Linked DNA regions of Homo sapiens: region 1 is linked to region 2. Evidence: chromatin contacts called from ENCODE Hi-C or POLR2A ChIA-PET data. All regions are on one chromosome and are shown on one strand. Each heading gives the region's core, a stretch centred on a gene start or an enhancer-like site at or near the end of the contact. The rest is flanking DNA. Distances are from core to core; before and after follow the strand shown.

Region 1 (4,268 bases), core at 513-3,012, 380 kb before region 2:
TGCCGCAGACAAGGTGCCTGGGCTCAAGCATATATTTCAATATTATAAAGGGGTAGCAGAAGGTATCTTTGTGGCGATGAACCAATTTTTTACCTTGTTTGTAGTGGTGGTTCATGCATCTACACGTGATAAATTGCATAGAACTATGCACACATACAAATGCATACAAGTAAACGGGTGAAATCTACATAAATTCCACAAATTGTACCAATGTCAATTTCCTGGTTTTGACGTTGTATCACAGTTATGTAAGATGTTACCATTGTGGGAAACTGGGTGAAGGGTACACAGGGCTTTTCTGTACTATTTTGTAATTTCTTGTGACTCTATAATTATTTAAAAATTAAAAGAAGATTCAAGGTTTTTCTTTTTTAACCACTAAAAGATTTCATTAAAAATATAAATGTTTTTGCTTCCTCACTTACCGAAAAAAAAATTCTTAAAATAAAAATTTTCACCTGTTTCTGGAGACTACATCACTAAAGTGGAAACCATTTTTTGCCAGTAAATGTGGTTCCAAGAATTTGAGACGGATTATGCAAATGACTGATTTGTACTATCATACATTTTTAAATACTTTAAACATAACAATTATAGGTGTTGAAACTTAAAACATTGATGAACAGCTGTTAACTTTTAAAATTATAATAAAATTAAAGTGGCCATCATTAAAGAAAGGAAAACCAAGCACTCGTCTATAGAAACTATTTTTTAAGATACAAAGCTCCAATATGTTCTTAAGAAAAAAAATGCACTTGCCTCTTCTCCCAAGTAATATATTTTAGCTTCTCATTATGAATAATCCATCTTTCTCTATGTTCATGGAAGGAGTAAAGCTCAGTCTTTATTTGCTTCTACAGGAAATTTTATTTTCTGTAGAAAGCTAGTCAATTCAGAATAAAGGGACTAATTTATATTTGACCACTAGGTGTCACTGTTGATGGTGGCGTGGGCGATAAGGAGGGGGAGGGGAATTGAAAGCAAGCTCAGGGGATTTGGGGGGTTGAGTTTGTTGTTGCTGTTGTTTTTAAACATAAAATGCTCACATCATTGCCATTCTCCCTCTCTAGGTACGGCAGGGTGGTAGGAAGGAAAGAGAGAAGTATGAAGACACAGCTTTGGCAGTGTTTCCGTAATGACTGGCCCTCAGACCACCCTAGCAGATTGCTGACTGCCGAGCCACAATCCCAACAGAAATTGACTCTTCAAGTCCATTTTAATCATTCCCTAACCACCTCGCGGGAAAACAGAAAAACGTCAATGACTCCACGTTGGGAAAGCGAGGCTCTCCTCGGCCATGCCTGCCTAGTGCTGAAGAAATCAGATGAATAATTTATATCACAAAGCAGTGTGCAGGGTCAGCTCGTGTGTGAAGGGGCTCTGAGTGAGGAGCTCTGGGCGCACGTCAGAAACATCATCTATGAGGCCAATAAACAAATCCAGGCGGAAGAGCCTCAGGAAGTGGAATGGGAATTTTTTGTCAGCAAAGATCAGTGAAGTCCAATTTAATTCTGGACTTGGCTGTATGAAATGGGAACGTTTTCAAAGCCCGTGGAAAATCAAACAATGAAAAAGAGATTTTCCTGATGTACTTGGCACAGACTCCAAGGATAGCAAGACGGGCAGTGCTGCCTGGACCCCGGAGGGAGATCGTCCTTATCTTCAGAACAGCCAGGGCCCGATGCCGAGCCTCACGGTCAGGGGTCGGTTCCCGTACCCAGTAGCATACCCAGGATCTGCAGGCGGGGCGGGGCTCGCTGGCAAAGCCCTGCAGAGGAGGCTGCCGTGTGCCCGTGCTATTTCAATCAAGCGTCTCTAGCTGGAGCTCTTATTCTTTCACTTTCCTAAGGGGGAGAAAGTTAAAGAAAACTAGGGAGTTGGAGTGGAAGGGAGTTTTGAGGAGAGAGCCTAAACAAGGGGTACTAACCCCCTTGTAAGCATCTAGAGGAGAATTTTAAAAAATGGAGGAAGGAGTTGAAATACATGGCCCAAAAGTTTTCATATTTGAAAATAGTTCCTTGCTCACTTATGTTATAAACTATTGCATCAAATGACCATTTCTAACCATTGTCTCATCAAATGAGACATTTCTCAGGGCAGGATTAGTAGTTTATACTTAACCACAATCATTGGAGGCAAGTTAGTGGGATAATCATGTAATAAATTAAAAAAATAAAAAACAGAAAAAGAGGTAAGCAACGAACATCGAGTGCCAACTACACGTCAGGTATTATCCTCAGTGTTTTCTGTGCATCAACTCATTTAATCTTCAAACAACGCTACAAAGCAGGCACTCATATTATTCCTATTAGAGATGAGAAAATGGAGAGAGAGAGAGGAGGTCAAATGGCTTGCCCACGGTCGCAGAGCCTGTAAGCGGCAGACTACCTCCAAGTCACTCAGCAGCAAACATAGGTCTAGAACTCAGAGCTCTGACCCTTACCACCCAGGCTCTCCTTATGGATCTTTTACCATCTTGTGCCCTGTGAAATGTCTACCAAGTTCAGATCCTAACCACTGAGAGCCATAAAATGTATGCACAACAGAATTTCTCTACTTGCTACATTCTGACAAAGTACTACACCAAAAGATGGAATGCAAACTAGGCTGTGAGGCCAGCCCTTGACAGGCATGCCTTTTGTGGCTCACAGCTTCAACTACTACCTCAGGCAAGCCCTTGAGACATCTCTCTGGACCAACTTCTCTTCATATAGCCACTTAGTCTCTGGTCAGAGTCAACTAGCTATATGAGACTATAGATCAAACATTCATTGTGATTTACACGAAATTAATTTCCAGAAAGTGTAAGTAATGGTACTTTGTATGAAAACACATATTTTCCAGGAATTTTTTATTGCCCATGACACACACACTAAGATTTTGCCAAAATAAGTTCAAGCCAGTTGTGTAACTGTACTCAAAATAGCTGAGGCTACATAAAATGTCTTTTGGGCACTGACTCAGGGGGAAAAAAAACAAATGTGCTCCTTAATAACCCTGGTAGCTGTACTGACTCTAACAGATAATTTTCTAGTCCAGCAACAGTATTGCAGTTTGTCATTAATAGATGTGAGGAATTTCTTTAGTTGGAATGAAGCCACAATTAGTAGATGTCCTTTACCCCTACACCTGCACCGCCCCTCCCCCTCCCCCCAAAAAGAAGCAGCCTCTGGAAATAAACCCAGAGGAAGTATTCACTCTGGAAAATAAATGCGAGTATCAAAGTACAGTCAAAGTTTTTGTGGAGGTTCTTATTGTATTTCTTTTAGGATAGACACTAAGCATGAACAATGGGATGATCTGTCAGACTTATCATTCCTGTTGCACTTCCAATGAGCCAGGATTATTTCCCTACCAATGATTTGCCTAGTGCATTAGGTAGGGCTTTCTAGAGAAACAAAACCAGTAGGATATATGTATAGTGTGTGTATATATATATATATGATGGGAATTGGCTCATGAAATTATGCAGACCCAGAAGACCCGTGATATGCCATCTGCAAGCTGGAAAACAAGGAAAGCCAGTGCTGTAATTAATTCTGAGTCCTAAGATGTCACTGAGGGATGGGGAATGGGAGGCACTTGTGTGAGTTTGAAGGCCCCATAACCAGGAGTTTGATGTCCAAGGGCAGGAGAAGATGGATGTTTCAGCTCAAAGAGAGAGAGGGAATTCATCCTTCCTCCATCTTTTTCTTCTATCTGGGCCCTCAAGAGATGGGACAATGCCAGCGCATATTGGTAAGGGTGAATCTTCTTTGCTCAGTCTACTGATTCAAATGCTAATCTCTTCTGGAAACACTCTCACAGACATACCCAGAAATAATGTTTTACCAGCTACCCAGGCACCCCTTAACCCAGTCAAGTTGACACATAAAATTAGCCATCACAACGAGGAAGTAAGGTTCACAACCAGAATTAAAAGGACTTTAGAATTAAACTGTCTTCAAGTGGCCAAAGAAACTTAACTTTCAAACTTCCCCTAAATTCTGATAAACTTTTGAAAAACGTTTTCTCTTTTATTTTGCCACATACATATCCAGATGCCAACACCACACTATTACCTGGGAAATGATGACAGAAAAGGAAAAATTAAAAATAAACACAAAATGTTTATTAAGATAATTATGATTGAATACAAAGTTTCAATAAATTAATTCTTCCGTATTCATGAAACCCAACTACAATAGACAACTGTCAATGTAAGGCAAGTCATTTTTCATTAGTGATTGTGCTTTATATTCATATTTTTAAGAAATATTATTGGACTC
Region 2 (3,791 bases), core at 783-3,282:
CCTGTGAATTCTACCTCTAAATGTCTTTTCTCTTCACTCTTGTTACATTAGTTCCTCTCTCTGCTGTGTTGTTGCGGTTGCCTCCTATTTTGTTCTTCTTGCCTCGTGTCTCTCCTTTCTCCAATCAGACACAGCATCCCTGAGTTAGCTTCAAAATACATAACTTCACATCCCAGCTTAAAACCTGCAGTGGCTCCCCAGTCTCTAGAGAGTAGGTCCAGACTCCTTCACGTGAACCCTGTGCAACCTCTCTTTTCAGCCAGGATAACCACACTCCAAAGTACTCTCCTTGTTCCAAGCCCAGACTTTGCTTTTTCCTCCCTCTTTGCTTTTGCATGAGTTGTCCTCTCTACCTGGTATGGCTTCCCTTCTTGGCCTGAAAAACGCTTATGTTTCAGGAACCCGAATTCACCTCCTCTGAAACTATTTTTTTTGACATTATAGTACTACTAGTGGCTCCTTTTTTATTAGAGGAACATTTTGACCACACCTCTGTTATAGCACCTGTCATATTGTTTTAAGATTATTTCTCTTCCCCACTAGATTGAAGAGCATACACCATCAGTGACTTGTCTTTGTATCCCAGAGCCCAGCACAGTGTGTATAGGAGCTGTTCACTAGAAATTGGTGAAAGGCAAGGAGGAGGAACAGACTGAACCAAGGACAGCAGGACCAGTAGTTTCATTGCTCAGTGAGTTCAGGACACTGTGTGAGGCTTAATGCTTCAGCTTATATCTATCTGAAGCAAGATGGTAGAACATTTTTCCAAAGCAAGTTAATTTTCCACCCAAGAGGATGAAGGGAGAGAAGGCTGAAGGAAGAGGGGGCAAAGCTGAGGCTTTCTTTCCTTCAGGGACTATTTTCTGTGGCCTGAGGCAACACATTTACTAACTTCAGAAACATCTCAGCTGAAGTCCCGCAGCAAAAAAGGGTAAAAGGGGAACTAGGCTGGAACCTTGTTAGGATTTACAAAGAGAACAGCATGACCACTCCAGAAGGGTTATAAAAATGCTTCACCACTAACTCCACCAAACCCTCCTGCTGTAAACAGCTCTAATGCTAGTGACTACCCTCAGACACTTACTGTCTATCCCTTTAGGGTGTTCTTAAAATACACCGGAAAGAACGGAGGTAAAAATACTGGAGTGTTTCCTCCACACTGGAAAGAGGTGAGTCATATCATTGTGATTGGTGTTTTAAGTATATTTTTATTGTTATTTTAAATGGCATTCAAGTTTAGCTTCAAGTTCAACAGCAGTCTTAGCCTACTTCCTCCCACACAAATACTCCTGCCAGTAAATAGGCACTCTTAAATAAAACAGTGCCTGCAAGAACCTTCTGACCCATTGAAATTAGTCTTGCCCTGTCTTCAGAGGTGTATTCGTCCCTCTCTGGGTGTAGAGCGGTATTTAAGGGTGACACTCGGGCACGCAGGAGGTGTGGCAGGGGGCGGGGAATGCAAGGTCACTGTGGCTCAGGGGCGGGTGTGGGTGCAGGCGCGTTGGGAGGACCCTGGGCGCCCTGGGAAGTCCGAGGGCAGGCGGCAGGGCTGGCGGGCAGCAGTGCTGGCTTCCGACGTGAGGTGGTGACGGCGGGCCCTGCGCCCAGGCCCTGTGCTGCCGACCGCTGTCCTGGCTGCGCAGCTCCCCAGCAGGCGCCGGGCTCAGGTCGCGCCTTCAGTTAGCGCTCAGCCTGCGCTACTGCGTCTCCTCCGCTTGCGATTTCTGGTCGGATCCCAGCTGGCCCAGACTTGCTCTGAAGTAGGAGGAACCGCTGTCGAGCGAAAAGTGCACACCGGGTGATTGATGAACTCTTAATAGAACTAACCTCTCCTGCCCCCAACCCTAGACACACACAGAGAAAACCTCCACCCCAGCCCCTTCTCCAGTCCTCCTCGCGGGCGAGAGGGGACGCGGCCGCCAGCCGGTAGGGTGATTAACTCACCGTCTGTCTTTGCAAAAGTGTTCCAGGTGGATCAGGAGCGCCAGCCCACCCCGCCCGCAGCCTGGCCGCTCGCTGAGGCGCGGAGAGCGCGGAACGAGCGCGCGCATCACGTGGCGGCGCGGACGTTTGTGCCGCGCGCCCGCCAGACCGCCCAGGAGGCGGCGGCTATTGTTCCCCGCAGGGGCCCGGGGCGCCCTGAAACGGGGTCCACGTCAGCCCGCTCCCGAGCGTGTCCTCAGGTCTAAGGACGGGTGGGGCTTCCTTTGTGTGTTCTCTGGAAGGGGCTGGGATGGCGTCGTTGCTGCCCCAAGGGGTAACCGAGGGGGATTGAGGGAAGATGGTACCAGCTCCCTAGAGCTCAGCTCACCAGACCTACTCTTCCGCTCGACCCTTGCAGAGGAGGTGGGGACGGATATGGTATTTGTAGGGCAGCGCTGTGAACAATGGAGCCATCAAAAAGGCCTTCTCCCAGCCTCCTCACCAACCACGGACATTCCTGGCCCAACAAGACCTCCTGGCCAGGTTTTGAGCCCTGCTTCCCAGGTAAAAACACTGCCTGTACCAGAGCTCTCCATGAATTTTGGTTTAAATTAGGATTTAAATTCTTCTGGCCCTTACTAATGTTAAAACCCAGCTTTTATGATTTCTCCAGGTAGTATTCTTTCCTTAAAATAATCCAGACTAGCTATAGGAACCAATCAGGACATTTTGCCCAAGATCTAGGACAGAAAGACTCATGCAGTAACTCCTGCCTTACAGATCTGGGGACCCTTCACCTGCCTCTACTACTGCAAATGATTGGATATTCGTCTGACTTGGCTCTTCCCTAATGTGTGGAACTAATTTTGTTCACTCTGTTTCATGCTGGACCTGGCCTGAAAATGGGCCCTTATATTGTCTTTGCACTTTCCAACTTGCCAAGGTAGGTGTGAAACCTGAGGGAAGTTTTTAGGAATAGGCTTTAGGCCAGGTACTTAAATCCATTTGTTCCCAACCTTGGACTCCAAAGATAAGGGCATTTGTAGCTGGAGTAGAAAAGAAGGGAACAATGAGAACTAAGATTTCATCCTCTGTGATGATTCTTATCATTCACCGTCCTTCCTCTCCAGCATCACCAGTGCAGAAAGTGCAGAGGACTTATGTACCCAATCTTTTTTTTTTTTTTTTTTTTTTTTTGAGATAGAGTTTCACTCTTGATGCCCAGGCTGGAGTGCAATGGTGTGATCTCAGCTCACTGCAACCTTGCCTCCCAGGTACAAACGATTCTCCTGTCTCAGCCTCCCAATATACCCAATCTTTCTCCTTTCTATCCAGGCCTTCTGCAAGAGAGATCTAAGAACCAGCCCTCAAAGATGGTAAGGGCTTGGCTAGTGACAGCCCAGTCTCAGCTCCCTGTGCCCAAAGTGTCGGAACAGGGCCACTCAACCCAAGCCCTACATATATACTCTGGGAAGTTGCAGTGCCTCGAAGTGATCAGGCCATAGTCCTGTGAAGACTGGGGTCATCCATGTCCCTTCCTGCCTACTCACAAACTTCTGTTCTTCCTATTCTTTTCTTTCAGTTTCTGAAAGAAGGACCAAAGTAATGCCAAGAACTCCCAGATGAAGAGGACCTTCCTTAGACCTATAACAGATTCACTACTTGACTTCAGAGGGAAGTTTCAGCTAATTCTCAGGAAAAGGTCAAAACAGGCCTGTGACTGTCCCTTGAATACTGAAGGTATAAACAAGCTTCTGGCTCCTCCAGGTCAAGCAGAGGAACACTTTTATTAGAATGAAGGGTTACTTCTTTGTTATTCAAACACACACCCACACACATCCTCTGTAGTCTCCCTAATGAAAAACCTC

Evidence for each region. A loop is a pair of places that touch in the nucleus more often than their neighbours do. ChIA-PET counts read pairs that join two places held with the same protein, here RNA polymerase II (POLR2A). Pooled maps may share reads with other maps.
Region 1: a map of endothelial cell of umbilical vein shows a loop between it and region 2 (5-fold over the local background). The contact joins the enhancer-like site here to the promoter of HAGLROS in region 2. A Hi-C loop is called at or near these places in 1 of 168 maps with a recorded cell type or tissue (endothelial cell of umbilical vein) and 7 of 50 pooled maps. POLR2A ChIA-PET finds 5 or more read pairs at or near these places in 1 of 52 experiments (AG04449).

What each region holds. Positions count from the first base shown.
Region 1 is chr2:176,551,310-176,555,577 of GRCh38, reverse strand. No RefSeq gene overlaps it. Among named protein-coding and RNA genes, the nearest start is that of NRAL, 46 kb to the right of the region's middle. RefSeq lists an enhancer at 803-1,097. Within about 2 kb of position 1,762, at least 25 of the 41 ENCODE cell types and tissues checked have a DNase peak (open chromatin) inside an H3K27ac peak, as active enhancers do; they include endothelial cell of umbilical vein, where a contact is called at or near this core.
Region 2 is chr2:176,176,407-176,180,197 of GRCh38, reverse strand. It overlaps HAGLROS (HAGLR opposite strand lncRNA), which reads right to left and starts at 2,032. Exons shown (of 2, transcript NR_110457.1): 1 at 1,945-2,032; 2 at 1,189-1,773. HAGLR (HOXD antisense growth-associated long non-coding RNA) reads left to right here. Exons shown (of 3, transcript NR_033979.2): 2 at 2,704-2,866; 3 at 3,506-3,791. RefSeq lists an enhancer at 1,841-2,635.